Linked DNA regions of Homo sapiens: region 1 is linked to region 2. Evidence: chromatin loops called from intact Hi-C (ENCODE). Cell type or tissue: GM12878. All regions are shown on one strand. Each heading gives the region's core, and the rest is flanking DNA. Links, peaks and the distances in the headings are about the cores only.

Region 1 (8,626 bases), core at 2,140-7,139, 60 kb after region 2:
AGAAGTAGTATGTATGACAGTAATAGCACAAAATATAAGGAGGGAATGTAGCTATATAGGAATAAAGTTTCTATATTTTATGGGTATAAAATCAGTATAAATCTAAATTAGACTTTCATAAGTTAAGACATACATTGTAAGTCCTAGAAGAACCACTAATAAATATTTCAAAATATAATTTAAAATTTACTAAAAATTAAACTGCTACATTAAACATAAGCTGCTTAGTATAAAAAAAAGTAGAAAAAGAAAAAAGACATGTGACACATAGAAAACAAAAGGCAAAATGGCAGATATAATTCTAAACATATCAATAATATTAAATGCATGTGGGTTATACAATCTCACCAAAACCCAAGAACTTTTAAATTGGATTTTAAAGACTGTGATCCAATAATGCTTTGTCTGGAAGAGACATAGTTTGAAAGTAATAGGATGGAAGAAGATATATCACACAACTATAAATGAAAGGAAAGCAGGAGTAGCTATTTGATGCTTTTAAAAATATAAAAAAAAAAATGACAAAATTTTAGCTGAACTAACCAAGAATAAAAAACAAAGAGAAGTCTGAAATTACTAAAATCAAGAATGAAAAAGGAATGTTACTATTGTTGTATTGAAATAAAAAGATTATAAGGGAATGCTATTACAAACAACTATAAACCAACAAGATGAGTTGCATGAAACGAATTAATTTCTTGGAAGACACAAAGTACTGACTCTTACTCTAGAATAAATAGAAATTCCAGATAGGTCTATAATAAGCAAAAAATTGAATTGATCATTTTAAAACTTCCTGAAAGAAAAGCCAAGTACCATATGTTTTCCCTGGTGAAATCTATCAAACATTCAAAGAAAAACTACTATAAATACTTCACAAATTCTTTTAACAAATAGAAGAGCTGGAAACAGTTTCCAACTCATCCTATGAGGGCAATATTACTCTGATACTAAAACTAGAAGAAAAAAACTACAGCCTAGTATCGCTGATGAATATATTTGCAAAAATACTCATCAAAATACTAACAAACCAAATCCAATAACATATTAAAAGGATTATACAACATGAACAAGTAGGATTTATCCTAGGAACACAGGTTGATTTAACATCCAAAATTAATTAATGTAATAAGCCATTTTGACAGAATAAAAGACAAAATATTATACAGTTATTTCGAAAACATTTGATGTACTACAACTACATTTCATGATAAAACACTCATTTTTACCTAGTAAAGACCATCTACAAAAAATCCACAGTTAACCTCATACTTAATAGCGAAAGAATGAATATTTTCACCCTAAGATCAAGAACCAGACACAGATGTTCAACCTCATCACCTTGATTTAACATTGTATTGGAGTTTCCAGCCCAGGCATCTAGGCAAGAAGAGGGAATAAAAGGCATCTAAATTGGAAAGAAGGAGGTAAAACTATCTCTATTTGCAGATCATGTTATTTTATATACAGAAAATTGTAAGGATTACACTAAAAACCTGTGAAGGCTGAAAAATAAAAGATCAATTTCTAAAAATCAATTATTTCTATAGGTTAACAATGAAAATTATGCATTTGAAACTAAGAAAACATTTCCAACCATAATGACATAAAAAAAGAACAAAATATTTAAGTATAACAAAAGGGTGTATAAGATTTGTGCCCTAGAAAATACAGAACATTGCTTAAAGATATTAAAAAAAACCTTAAATAAATGGAAAGACGTCTCATGTTTATGGATTGAAAGATTAATAATGTTAAGATGGCCAATACTTCCTAAATTGGTGGAAATATTCAATGTAATCCCTGTCAAAATTCTTGCTGGCTTTTTAGAAGAAATTGACAAATTGAAGTTAAAATTCATGAGGAAATGCAAGAGACCCAGAATAGTCAAACGATCTTGGCTCATACTTCCTGATTTCAACCCTTACTGCAAAGCTACAGTAATCAAGACAGTGTGGTACTGGCATAATTACAAACATATGGTCAATTTATTTTTGACAAATGTACCAAGAAAATTAAATAGTGAAAAAATAGTCATTTCAACAAACACTGCTGGGGAAACTGAATGACCACATTCAAAGGAATAAAGTTGGAACCTTACCTCAAATCATATGCAAAACAAAAAACAAATAAACACAAAGAAACAAACAAACAAAAACATAAAAACTCAGAATGGATCATAGACTTAAATATAAGGGATTAAGCTATAAATTCCTGGGAAAAAATTTAGGAGTAAATCCTAATGATCATTGGTTAGGAAACTTTCTTAGATACTACACTGAAAACATAAGCAGGAAAAAAAACAAAATAAACCATATTATTTTAAAACTTTTGTGCTTCAAATTATATCCTCAAGGGAAAAAAAACCACAGAATGAGAGAACATATGTCTGATAAATAACTTGTATCCAGATATTTAAATGAATTTTACCATTCAATAAAGAAGACAGTAACTCAATGTTAAAATGGTCATAGGATTTGAATAGGTATTTTCTCTGAGAAGATATACATGTGACCAATAAGCATATGAAAAGTTGTTCTACATCATTAGTGAAAATCAAATCAAAACCACAATAAGATGCTATTAACCCTTACTGGATGGCTATAATAAAAAAGATGACAACAGCAACTTTAGCAAAGATATGGAGAAATTGGAACACTTACATGCTGCTGGTGGGAATGTAAGATGGTGCAATCACTATGAAAAACAGTCTGGCAGTTTCTCAAAAGTTAAACATAGTGTTATCATATGACCCACAATTCCATTCCAATGTATATATGCAAATGAAATGAAAATATATATCCATACAAAACCTTGTTTATGATTATTCATAACAATACTATTCATAGTGGCCCAAGAGTGGAAATAACCCAAATGTCTATCAACTGATGAATGTGTGTCAATACAATCTGGCATATCCATACAAGGGAATATTATTTGGCAATAAAAAGAAATGAAGTATTAATTCATGCTATGGCACAATTGCTCTTAAAAACATTATGCTAAGTTAAAGAATCTAATCACAAAAGAACATATTTGTATTAAATGGCCAGAATAATGAAATATATTAGTAAGTTGCTTAGGGTTGGTATAGAATAGGGATTGACTGCTAATGGGAACAAGGTTTTTTTTTTTTTAGGAGGTTGAAATGTTCTAAAATTTAATTGTGCTGATGGCCGCACAGCAGTGAGTAGACTGAAAAATATTAGATGGTATACTCTAAATGAATAAGTTGTATGGCACGTGAATTATTTTCAGTAAAGCTGTTTGAAAACAAAAACAACAAAAACAAATGATTCACAATATCTGGGACTTTCAAAAGCTGAGGAGCATATGGCAAAAGCTGGTACAAATTAGGCTTCTGGGGTCACAAGTTACAGAAAAAGAAAAAAAAAAAAAACAGAACAAGTTTACCTTAGAAATATGCTGAAGGTGATTCTCCAGTTCAAATAAATGAGAGGACTAGGGGAATTCTTTCCTGTGCCACAGATTTCAAAAATTTCTAAGCTTACCCTTATTAAATGACTGAATTAAAGCATAGGACTAAAATGCTTGCTCACAAGGAAGTGTGAAAGCACAGAGCTCAAAAAATAAATGGAATTAAGAGGGATTAAATTAAATTTAGAGGTGAGATAGGGAGGGAGTAAAACAGCATATGGTGACTGGAGCTGCTACCAGTGTAAATTTCTAGACTTTGCAAGAAGGCAGCAGTAGCTCAAATGGCAGCATGAAAAGACAGTTTGAGTAGGTGGCTTCCCCCTAAAATGATAGGTGCTTATGGAAAAATATTAACCCCTTAATGAGAACTTTCACTCAATTGTGTTTCACACAAGTGTTTAACTGTGCACTGCAACTGACTGCCTGACAGCTCACTATGACTAAAATAAAGATTTTCCCCATTTCCTCTTCCTTCAGATGCTATTGAGTTTCTGCTATGGTCTATGGCAGAGGTTAACTCTGGCTGGACATTAAAATACCCTGGGCCAAGATGTCCCTAAATAGGTGAATGGATAAATAAACTGTGGTTCATCCAGACACTGGAATATTATTCAGTAATAAGAAGAAATGGGCCGGGCACGATGGCTCACGCCTGTAATCCCAGCACTTTGGGAGGCCGAGGTGGGCGGATCACAAGGTCAGGAGATCGAGACCATCCTGGCTAACATTGTGAAACCCCATCTCTACTAAAAATACAAAAAATTAGCCGGGCATGGTGGCGGGCACCTGTAGTCCCAGCTACTCGGGAGGCTGAGGCAGGAGAATGGCGTGAACCCGGGAGGCGGAGCTTGCAGTGAGCCGAGATCGCGCCATTGCACTCCAGCCTGGGCAACAGAGCGAGACTCCGTCTCAAAAAAAAAAAAAAAAAGAAGAAATGAGCTTTCAAGCCATGAAAAGACATGAAGACACCTGAGATACATACTGCTAAGTGAAAGAAGCCAACCTGAAAAGGCTACATACAGAATGATTTCAACTAGGTAATTCATCTGGAAAAGGCAAAACTGTGAAGACAGAACAAAAGAAAACGTCAGTAGTTGCCAGCCAGGGGTTCCAGTGGAGGGAAAAAAGAATGAATTGTTGGAGCATAGGGGAATTTAAGGCCAGTGAAACTATTTTGTATCGTAAGTAATGGTGGATATATGTCATATATTTGTTAAGCCCCATGGAATGTACAACACAGAGTGAATGTGTCACCTATAGACTTTAGTTAATAATTATTCATCAAAATTGTGTCATCAATGTAGCAAAGTTACCACACTGGTGCAATATGGGAACTCCCTGTACTTTCCACTCAACTGCCTGTAAACTTAGAACTGCCTTTTTTAAGGCTACTAAAAAATAATTAAAAAAACCTTGAGAGATTTAAAAATTACATCTTTACAAATTCCTCATTCAAAGATGCTGATTTAACTGTTATTGGGTAAGATACTAGTATTTTTTAAGAGTATATAAGACAATTATAGTACACATTTAGGAATGAGAACTACTGGTTAATGACAATACTAAGTATGTTATTGTAACAAAATTTTATGAAGAAATGTCTAGGTATTGGGGTTTGGCTGGTTATCTGAATTAGTCAGAAATGGTCCAGGGCTATGAAACTATGATATATTTTATTAATTATTTGATTTTTTATGGCATGAATTTTTTTTTTTTTTTATGAGATGGAGTCTCACTCTGTCACCCAGGCTGGAGTGCAGTGGCATAATCTCAGCTCACTGCAACCTCTGCCTCCCAGGTTCAAATGATTTTCTTGCCTCAGTCTTCTGACTAGCTGGGATTACAGGCGCACGCCCCCATGCGCAGCTAATTTTCTAATTTTTAGTAGAGACAAGATTTCCCCATGTTGGCCAGGCTAGTCTTGAACTCCTAATCTCAGGTGATCCATCTGCCTCAGCCTCCCAAAGCGCTGGGATTACAGGCATGAGCCTCTGTACCCCGCCAGAAATCTTTGATTTCTTTTTTTAATGAGATACATGAGAGACTGTGGCTAAATTCAACTTTATTAGTGCTATGGCATTCATAGCTTTTATAACAGGTGAAACATACTATAGCTTCAAGTATCAAGACTTCTTGCAGAGATGAAATGGAATAAGAAATTGAGAAGAACTTTAAATTCTTTAGGCTTCAAATTATTTTACTTAAATAAAATATTTATATCTTAAATGTAAAATTTCTTTGAACATTTTTAAATCTTTCCATGAAATTCATAATGGAAGGGGATTAATATCAAATATGGAGTATATTTTTGCTGTTATTTTATCATTGGTATATCATAAAGTTATTTAATCTTATTGCAGAAAACTTGATGAGATATAATGAAATACAGGTTGACATAATTTTAGCTGGGAAATAGTAAAGGGTATATAATTTGGACTGAGAAAACCTTAGAGTTAGTTGTTTTTTTTTTTTTTTTTTTTTGATGGGCTGTGAAGCTTTTTGTGGGATATTCCTTATGAGTTAGAGGATCACAGATAATCCAGGGAGAAGTCATTGGTATTTTGATTGGAGCCTCTTGGGTTTGGAAGCAAACTAGTCCTGACAAAAATGCTAACATCTTACCTGAGAGGGACAATCATAACCCAAGATGACCTTACATAAGTTGTTCAAATCCAATAGGTAAGAGTGCAAAAGGCTTGAAAGATTGGTGATGGCTACTTCTTTCTCTAGTAAGTCTTCCCGAGAGAGGATATTCTCATGACAGCCTGCACAATGGAAACACTTGGGAAGTTTTCCAAAGTCCTGATGTCCAGGTGACAAGTAGAGTAGTTACATAAGAATATCTTGGAGGAGACCTAGTGTCAAAAAGAGAGGCAACACTTATTATTTGATGATTTGGAAGAACACACTGCATATGTATAGATCACCTATTTCTTTCTTCTCTCACTTTGAAATTGGCCTGACTGCAGAGAGATGCATTATCTTTGCCTTTATACTGTGATTTTTACTGGGCTTGTGATGGGGTAGGTAAATCTGACAAATCTGGGGTGAATTATTAGCAGTATGCCCTTCTCCAACTTAGCTTTTATCTCCAATTAAAGCTGACAGCTTGATCTCTGTCATACTTCCAAATATATCTCTCAATTTGTTCCAAAATAAGGACCTAATTTACTAGCCCATTATGTCTGTGAAGCACTTATGAACCAGAGAAATTTCAAGGAACCCAGTTGCTGGAAATACATCTGGTGTCTAATAAGGTTCTATTCTCCTGTTCTCTCTCAGTCTTTCTCTGGGGCTGGAGGCTGCATGTTCAGCTTTATTCTCTTTTTCTCCAGATACGTCTGTCTTTAAGTCCCTTGATGACTCATGGTGAATCTAGGTTTCTATGACACTAGTTCTAACAGCAGTTGAACAATACCTTATAATTCCAAGAACCAATGCCAGCAAGTCGTGTCCCTGAATCTCAAAATATAAATTTCCAAGAGAGAAAATAAGATTATCTTATCTTGAAATATATGCTCATTTCTCTTCTCATCAACTGTGCTAGCTGGAAAGTCACAAGTTGCACAGAAGGCTGCCCACTCCTTCATCAGTCTGGGTCTGAGGATGCTTCCCAGAAAGGTGTTGGCTGGAAGGGTATCCCACAATATAGCTACTGAATCACCAGCTCTGTTCTGTTTTTATATTTATTCCAAGTCTCCTATGTAACTTTCAAAAAGTTCTTGAAAACTTTTATCCCTTAATTGTAAAAACTACCAAAACTGCCATTGTGAGAATGAGACAATTAGATGCACAATTTAGAGAACTTTAGAAAAAGTTGAATTTATGATATTTTTAGGTAGTTCAAATGTATTTCTCAAACTGCAGGTTAAATAAGAGTTATTGTTTAAACTTCAGAAGTTGTTACTATTAGTTAAGGATAAAATGATTATTGGAGATTATCTTACCTGGGGAAAGAGAATGATCACAATCACTTTACTTCTAATGTTTCTTTTTTAGGCTTTAATTATACCTCTACAACATTTTTAAAAAGAACTTCTTCAAAGTGTTTAAACCCTATTATTGAATGTTTAATTTTACTTAAAAATAGTCTCAACTGAATTTTACCTCACTAGTGAACTATCTAAAAATTGATTTTTGCTTTTCAAGAAAAGTGTTGAAATGTAGCTTGTTAAGGAAATACTGTTTCATTTTTAAAAATATGTTCTCTTGTACTTTCGTTGTTTAGATTCCTTTCATTTAGTTTTACTTTAATGTTGTAGGATTTGAAATTTCCTAGGGAGATGAAAGCGTCCATTTTGATTTTCCCTGCTATTAACCAATTATTCATTGGAGGCAGCACTATTTTTAAATTGCAGTAGCATTAGTCAGAGTTTTTAGAAGACCTGTATTTGATTCCATCTTTCTAACTAATGAATTGTATGACCTTGGGCTGGTGACAATATTTCTGAACTTCAGTTTTCTCATCTTTAAAAGAACAGAGTTAGAATATATTTTCTTTAATTCCTCTTCTAGCTCTGATGTATTATTCCATGAATGGCTCCAAAGAGCAGAATTCTTGGCTCATGGTTATTATGGTAAACTATTACAAGTCCATAGAATTACATTCATAGATTTCTATGAAACATCATCAGAGGTTCACTGCTTGTGCCCCAAGAACTTAACAGAGGATCCTAAAAGGTGCCGATATTTCTTGATTTGTTCATGTACATTAGCATTTTCTCCTGATCCAAATGGGCAATCAGTTTTCCTGAGGAATTAAGGTGTCATGATGGCAAGGTAGGGAGTGATGTGGACCAAGAAACAGAGAATATGTGATTTAAAACTTATGTAATAGTAAGGTCTTTTCTGGGGAACCTGAAAAGTTTTACAAAATTTAGGAAATCTTTATGCATGAGGTTCATTCCATGTTTTATTTATTGGTCTTATTATCACTTATACTTGCTCTGTGTAATGGGGATACAACAGAAGAAGGGCCCACGAGACAGGGCTGGACTAAGCTGGTAGAATGTCATTCCCATTGTGTCCTATTGATCAAAGTAAGCCACAAGACCAAGCCTTGTGAGGAAATAGGCTCTGTCTTTTGATGGGAGATTGTGCAAAGTGTTAAAATCATTTTTGAAATCTATCACATCCTCAGTCTCTGATAAAATTGACAAATAATTTTTGCAGAGTTTCCACAAGCATT
Region 2 (8,626 bases), core at 1,250-6,249:
ATTGTTCATGATTTAGATACACTTATAGGAGTATAGCCATTATACTTATAGGAGTATGACCATTTTAGATACCTCCTATAAGTGTATTTAATACACTTATACCTCTTAGATACACTTATAGGAGTTATCTAAAATGTTCAAACTTAGAAGCAAAGGATAGACTGGTGTTTGCCAATATATTAGTTCATTCTCACACTGCTATAAAAATACTACCTGAGATTGGGTAATTTATAAAGAAAGGAGGTTTAATTGACTCACAGTTCTGCATGGCTGGGAGGCTTCAAGAAACTTACAATCATGGTGGAAGGCAAAAGGAAAGCAGGCATCTTCCACACAAGGTGGCAGTAGAGAGAGAGTCTTCAGGGGAAACTTCCACTTTTAAAACCATCAAATCTCATGAGAATTTTCTTACTATCATGAGAACAGCATGGGGTAAACCACCTCCATGATCCAATTACCTTCCACCAGGTCTCTCCCTCTACATGTGAGAATTACAATTTGAGATGAGATTTGGGTGGGGACACAGAACCAAAGCATATCATTATGCCCCAGCCCCTCTCAAATTTCATGTCCTTTCACATTTCAAAACCAATCATGCCTTCCCAACAGTCCCCTAAATTCTTAACTCATTTCAGCATTACCCCAAAAGTCAAGTCCAAAGTCTTATCTGAGACAAAGCAAGTCCCTTTGGCCTATGAGACTGCAAAATCAAAAACAAGTTAGTTACTTTCAAGATACAATGGGGGTACAAGCATTGGGTAAACATTCCCATTTCAAATGGGAGAAATTGGCCAAAATAAAGGGCCACAGACCCCATGCAAGTCTGAAACCCAGCTGGGAAGTCTTTAAATCCTAATGACTCCATGTCTCACATCCAGGCCATGCTGATGCAAGGGGTAGCTTGGGTAGCCACCACTGCTTTCATGGGCAGACACTGAGTGCCTGTGGCTTTTGCAGGTGTATGGTGCAAGCTGTCAGTGGATCTACCATTGTGGTGTTTGGAGGAGGGTGGCTCTCTTCTCACAGCTTCACTAGGGAGTGCCCCAGTGGGGATTCTCTGTAGGGGCTCCAAACCCACAGTTCCCTTCTGCATTGCCCTAGCAGGGGTTCTTCATGAGGGCTCTGCCCCTGCAGCAGACTTCTACCTGGACATCCAGGCATTTCCATACATCCTCTAAAATCTAGCTGGAGGTTCCCAAAGCTCAACTCTTGTCTTCTGCACAACTGCAGTCACAACACCAGGTGGAAGCCATCAATGCTTGGGACTTGCACTCTTTGAAGCAATGGCCCAAGCTGTACTTGGGCCCCTTTTAGCACTGGATGGAGCTGGAGTGGCTGGGACACAGGGCACCATGTCCCAAAGCTGCACAGGGCAGTGGGACCCTGGGCCTGGCCCATGAAGCCATTTGTCCTTCATAGGCCTCTGGGCCTGTGATGGAAGGGGCTGCTGTGAAGGTCTTTGTCATATGCTGCAGACATGTTTCCCCATTGTCTTGGCTATTAACATTTGGCTCCTTGTTACTTATCCAAACTTCTGCAGCAAAATTGAATTCCTCCCCAGAAAATGGGTTTTTCTTTTCTACCACATGGTCAGGCTGCAAATTTTTCAAACCTTTATGCTTTGCTAAGTTCCAATTCAAAGCATCTCTTTGTGAACGCATATAATTGGATGCTTTCAGCATAAGTCAGGTTACCTCTTGAATGCTTTGCTGCTTAGAAATTTCTTCCACCAGATACCCTAAATTATCCCTCTCAAGTTCAAAGTTCCACAGATCTCCAGGGCAGGGGCAAAATGCTGCCAGTCTCTTTGCTAAAGCATAGCATGAGTAACCTTTACTCCAGTTCCCAATTAGTTGCTCATCTCCATCAGAGACCATGTCAGCTTGGACTTCATTATCCATATCACTATCAACATTTTGGTCAAAACTGTTCTACAAGTCTCTAGGAAGTTCCAAACTTTCCCACATCTTCCTGTCTTCTTCTGAGCCTTCCAAATTGTTCCAAACTCTGCCTGTTACCCAGTTCTAAAGTTACTTCCACATTTTCAGTTTATCATTATAGCAGTACCCCACTCTGCTAGTACCAATTCTCTTTATTATTCTGTTCTCACACTGCCATAAAGATACTACCCAATACTGGGTAACTTATAAAGAAAAGAGGTTTAATTGACTTACAGTTCCACATGGCTAAGAGGCCTCAGAAAACTAACAATCATGGCGTAATGAGAAGGGGAAGCAGGTACCTTCCTCACAAGGTGGCAAGAGCCACAGAGCTTTCAGGGGAAACTGCAACTTTTAAAACCATCAGATCTCGTGAGAACTCACTCACTATCCCAAGAACAGCATGGGGGAAACCACCCTCATGATCCAATCACCTCCCACCAGACCCCTCTCTCAATACCTGGGGATTAAGATTTGAGATGAGATTTGGGTGGGGACACAGAGACAAACCCTATCAGCCAGGGCCTGATGGGGGAGGGTAAAATAGGGAACTGTTGTGCAATGGTTGTAAAATTTCAGTTATATAAGATGAATAAATTCTGGAGATTTGCTGTATAACATAGTACCTGTAGTTAACAATATTTAAAGTTCAAGGGGGTAGATCTCATATTAAGTATTCTTCTTATCCCTTCAAAAAAAAATCACACAAAAATCAAAACATGCACAAATCCAAACCCATAAAGCAACACAACGTTATTCTTGTAGGCAATGGATATATTTAATATCTTGATTGTGGTGATGGTATCATGGGTGTATGTAGATGTCCAAATTCATGTGCTTTTTTGTGAGTTTTTGTATATGTGTGACTCAATAAACCTGTTGATATGGTTTTTCTCTGTCCCTACCCAAATCGCATCTTGAATTGGAGTTCCCATGTATTAGTCCATTTTCTCACTGCTGAGAAAGACATAATAAAGACTGGGTAATTTATACTGAAAAAGAGGTTCAATGGACTCACACTTTCACATGGCTCGGGAGGCCTCACAATCATGGTGGAAGGCAAAAGGCATATCTTACATGATGGCAGACAAAAGAGAAAATGAGAGCCAAGCAAAAGGGGAAACCCTGTACAAAGTCATCAGATTTCATGAGAGTTATTCACTATCAGGTGAACAGTATGGGGGGAAAACCACCCCCATGATTCAATTATCTCCCGCTGGGTCCCTCCCACAACATATGGGAATTATGGGAGCTAAAATTGAAGATGAGATTTGGGTGGGGACATAACCAAACCATATCATCCCATAATCCCACATGTCTTGGAAGGGACCTGGTGGGAGGTAATTTAATCATGGGGGCAGTTACCCCCATACTGCTGTTCTCATGGTAGTATGATAGTGAGTGAGTTCTCACAAGATCTAATGGTTTTATAATAAGCTTTTTTCTCTTTGCTCAGCACTCTTCTTTCCTGCCATCATGTGAAGAGAGAAGTGTTTTCTTCCCCTTCTGCCGGGATTGTAAGTTTCCTGAGGCTGCTTCAGCCATGCACAACTGTAAGTCAATCAAACCTCTTTCCTTTATAAATTACCCAGTCTTGGGCAATTTTTTATAGTGGCATAAGAATGGATTAATACACCTGTGAAAAGTTTTTTAAAAATTCTAAACTAGAAATGGACTTGCTTTTTAAAAATTAGCCTATCATAAGGCATATGAGACAGATACAGGAAGAAGAAAACTCATAACTTCCAATTACAGTCATGCACTGCATAACAATGTTTTAGTCAATGACGGTGGTCCCATAAGATTTGAAAGAAGCTGAAAAATTTCTATTGCCTAGTGTTATTGTAGCCATAGTAAAATCATCGCATACTTTATTTTTTATGATTTAATGTAGCCTAAGTATACAATGTTTATAAAGTCTACAGTAGTGCACAGTAATGTCCTAGGTTTTCACATTTACTCATCAATCACTCACTGACTCACCCAGAGCAACTTCCAGTCCTACAAGCTCTATTCAAGGCAAATGCTTTATACAGGTGTGTTCTTTTTAATCTTTTATACTGTATTTTCATAGTACATTTTCCATGTTTAGATCCACAAATACTTACCACTGTGTTACAATTGCCTACAGTATTCAGCAAAGTAACCTGCTGTACAGGTTTGTAGCTTAGGAGCAACAGGCTATACTATATAGTCTAAATATGTAGTACACTATACCATCTAGGTTTGTGTAAGCATACTCTAGAGTCTATGGGGTAACCACAATGACAAAATCACCTTACCAAGTATTTCTCAGAACAATCTCTGTCTTTAAGCAACTCATGACTAAAGGTAATTAGTTCATAGGATCACTAAACAAATAGTTGAATATTAACCAGTTTTAAGTTAAAACTTTGTCACTCATTCACAGGTCATTTGAGCAGTACATGCTGGATGTAGGTTGCTGCAAAAGTGATGGTGGTTTCTGCCATCAAGCAAATAAAAATGAAAAAATTTCTAGTGACAGAGATTTCAGATATGGACATTTTTTACACTTTTCTCATGCTACATAACTCTTTTGGTTGTAATTTTTATTGCGAGCTATAAGGTAGTATGGTATACTCTTTAAGAATTTAGTTTCTTAAACTATGTAAATTCAAATGTTAATTGAATGTTAATGTGAAAACCTAACTAACGTTAAGTTTTGTGGCATTTAATAGGTTTCTTGAGTTCTCTGAATCCCTCTAAGTAAATCCAGTATTGGTACTGGATCAGAAGTTGATGTGAGGCTTAATAAGAGAGAGCCTGTTAAGTGCCAGCCATAAAGAAAACCTTCCACAAATATTAAGTATTAATATTCAAGAGATTGCCATGAGGTTTCTCAATTGTAAAATTACAACTCCTTTCCAGCATTAAGATGGTAGATTTCTGGGGTTTTTTTAGACCATATCTATATAAAGTGAAATGGAGATTTATCAGTTATTAATTAACAGGAAAATACCCACTATATAATCAAGGTTTATGAACAAATTGTATTAATAAAAACTGGTTGTATATTAATGACCCAATGAACAAATACTCATTTTTTAACCGTAAGAAGTCAATCTAATTAAACTATCTTTTAATGGTGATTAATTGTGCTGCAGCTCTAGTTATATTGTGCTCAGTTGTGCAAAATTGAGCCTTAGCCCCCCGCTACCTCATCCTTTTTTCCAAATTATATTTTTCATTGCATGTTTTTTTCTCACATTAAGGATTTTGCAATGTAAACAAATAATGTATGCAATTAGCAACTTAATTTAGGTCGAAATGGCATTTTCATCTGTGTTTGTGAAAAGGCACAGCTTTTTTATTTAAAAAAACATCAACCCCATCAACAAGTGGGCGAAGGATATGAACAGACACTTCTCAAAAGAAGACATGTATGCAGCTAACAGACACATGAAAAAATGCTCATCGTCACTGGCCATCAGAGAAATGCAAATCAAAACCACAATGAGATACCATCTCACACCAGTTAGAATGGCAATCATTAAACAGTCAGGAAACAACAGGTGCTGGAGAGGATGTGGAGAAATAAGTACACTTTTACACTGTTGGTGGGACTGTAAACTAGTTCAACCATTGTGGAAGACAGTGTGGCGATTCCTCAGGGATCTAGAATTAGAAATACCATTTGACCCAGCCATCCCATTACTGGGTATATACCCAAAGGATTACAAATCATGCTGCTATAAAAATACATGCACATGTATGTTTATTGCAGCACTATTCACAATAGCAAAGACTTGGAACCAACCCAAATGTCCATCTATGATAGACTGGATTAAGAAAATGTGGCACATATACACCATGGAATACTATGCAGTCATAAAAAATGATGAGTTCATGTCCTTTGCAGGGACATGGATGAAGCTGGAAACCATCATTCTCAGCAAACTATCACAAGGACAAAAAACCAAACACCTCATGTTCTCACTCATAGGTGGGAATTTAACAATGAGAACACTTGGACACAGGAAGGGGAACATCACACACCAGGTCCTGTTGTGGGGTAGGGGGAGGGAGGAGGGATAGCATTAGGAGATATACCTAATGTAAATGACGAGTTAATGGGTGCAGCACACCAACATGGCACATGTATACATATGTAACAAATCTGCACGTTGTGCACATGTACCCTAGAACTTAAAGTATAATAAAAATAATAATAATAATAAAAATCTTAATTCTCTTCTTATCAATACTGTTAGAGTACATATTTGTTGAAGATAATAATGTTAGTGGAAATATGGTTTCACTTTCTCTCCCAATAGAAGAGTGAAAAACAAAACAAAGTAGAAAAAAAAAACTTTTTTGCCTTTTGCAATTACAGATGATCTCACAGCAGAAAATAACTGCGTAATTGTTTTCTGTGTAGAGATCACAGAATTGTAGCATTTGTTTCACTTTACTCTTTGTGTTGAATTGATAGAATATGCTATTTGGGGAAGATTTTGGTTTCAAAGTACATTGTGAAATGTTGCCATCAAAATCAATATCTCTGAAAAAGACGTACATGATGAATGGGATTTTGTACCTTTAATAATAACCTCCACAGTTCTCAACTATTTCTCACTGTGAAGGACAAAGTAGTTATCATAAAATAAACTTACATCAGGCTTTCCATTGTTTTCTTCAAACTGTGGATTGATTTCTCACGTTTGGATTTCACTGACTGCTTGGCCTAAAATTGGCTCATTGATTGTGAAACATCTTTCTGTGCTTCTTCTAGTAATTGTTTGCCAGGGAATGTGACTTAAAGTTAAATGCTAAATAATTTGTGTAGGATCAGAAGACATCAATAATAAACCCAAGAATTAAATGTTTAGTATATAATGAAGTACTGATAATCTTCAAGAAATAAATAACACTCTGAGTAGCAATATCCATTAAAACCCATATATATGGTTATTTCATATATATATATATATTTGAGAGAGTATCTAGCTCTGTTGCCTAGTTGGGAGTGCAATGGGACATCATGGCTCACTGCAGCTGTAACCTCCAAGGCTCAAGCGATTCTCCCACTTCAACCTCCCAAGTAGCTCGAACTACAGGTGCATATCACCATGCCCAGCTAATTTTGTTGATTTCTAGTAGAGACAGACTCTCCCTATGTCGCCTAGGCTGGTCTCGAACTCCTGAGCTCAAGTGATCCTCCTGCCTCGGTGTCCCAAAGTGCTGGGATTCAAACGCTTCTAATTTAAAATGGCCTTACAGCATAGATGTTCATAATTCTAATACTGCTCAAAATTGTTATCTGAACTATGGAAAATATTAATGTGTTTATTAATGATGAAGGAAAACATCACAGACATGCTGTTCTTGGAAAATCAACTTTAACTGAGGCAGCAAGGGAAAAACATGTGACCTCTCCTCTCTAATTCTTCTGTTACTCCTAAATTTAAACCAGAGCCCACAAACTTAAATGGCTGAAAGAATTGTACCATTAACATACATGCATAAAGAGAGATGGGTATCAGTCAATAAGTATATTTTGAATGCCATCCATATTATCTGCTTAATTTCACTGCTGCTTATAACAACCAAACAGGTCACACATCGGTTTAGAGCAGTGTATGAAACTTGGCTTAGACCATATCCTCATTCTGGCTCACTTGTAGCATACGGTGTCTCTGTCTTTCATCTGCTATAACTCCAGTACATCTTACACACCTCTATATTGATCTTCTAAATATTAGGTTGACACTACTTTTAATGACAAAAACCGCAATTACTTTTGCACCAACCTAATACCTAAACTGATTATGTCATTTTTCTGTTTAAAATGTCCTTTGTCTTTCCTTTGTTACTTGAAGCAAACACATCACTTTCCAATATCATCTTCTACCTCTCATTTCACTGTGCAGCCTGTGCTCTGGCCATACTAAATGTCTCACTGTGGCTCTTCAGTGTCAAGATTTTTCCGTGACCAACATTATCCCCTAATATCCTTCATTTCCCTAAATTTACATAGTTTGTGAATCTTTCCTTTAAAATCAGCAATTTTTTTTTTTTTTTTTTTTTGAGACGGAGTCTGCCTCTGTTGCCCAGACTGGAGTGCAGTGGTGCGATCTCCGCTCAATGCAATTTCCGCCTCCCAGGTTCAGGCGATTCTCCTGCCTCAGCCTCCTGAATAGCTGAGATTACAGACATGCACCACCACACCTGGCTAATTTTTGTATTTCTAGTAGAGACTGGGTTTCACCATGTTGGTCAGGCTGATCTCAAACTCCTGACCTCGTGATCCACCCACCTTGGCCTCCCAAAGTTCTGGGATTACAGGTGTGAGCCACCGTGCCCGGCCAAAATCAGCTATTTTTTTTTTTAAATCTAGGACCCTGGTTCTATCTATACCTATTCCACTTCTCATATAGTACTTCAATTTGCCATATATGTATGTATTTCTGCTACTTGACTTACAAGGCAAAGAAAAATGCTTTTATCTCTACATCAAACCTCACAAGATCTAGTGCTCAAGAGGTTTTCAATTGTGTGTGTGTGTGTGTGTGTGTGTGTGTGTGCGTGCTGGACAATTTCAAAAGGCATGCTTCCCCTATTTTCATGTTAACTGGTATTATTCTGTACACAATCCATATATTTACCATTATTTCCTAGCCTTGACATAAGTTCCTTCCATATCTGTGATTATGATTTGCTGCCTT

The links. Peaks named below come from ENCODE experiments on the same cell type or tissue, not always from the same donor. Only the 100,000 strongest peaks of a DNase experiment are listed, where the experiment ranks them.
Region 1: it touches region 2 in a loop (2.5-fold over the local background); 1 of 110 quality-filtered maps calls a loop at or near these places.

Annotation. Positions count from the first base shown.
Region 1 is chr12:81,951,915-81,960,540 of GRCh38, reverse strand. It overlaps LINC02426 (long intergenic non-protein coding RNA 2426), which reads right to left and starts at 6,822. Exons shown (of 3, transcript NR_110089.1): 1 at 6,386-6,822; 2 at 6,061-6,293. In GM12878, for the core only: no CTCF peak of the experiment used is centred there; a DNase peak (open chromatin) is centred at 4,597.
Region 2 is chr12:82,011,453-82,020,078 of GRCh38, reverse strand. No RefSeq gene overlaps it. Among named protein-coding and RNA genes, the nearest start is that of LINC02426, 62 kb to the right of the region's middle. In GM12878, for the core only: no CTCF peak of the experiment used is centred there; a DNase peak (open chromatin) is centred at 4,308.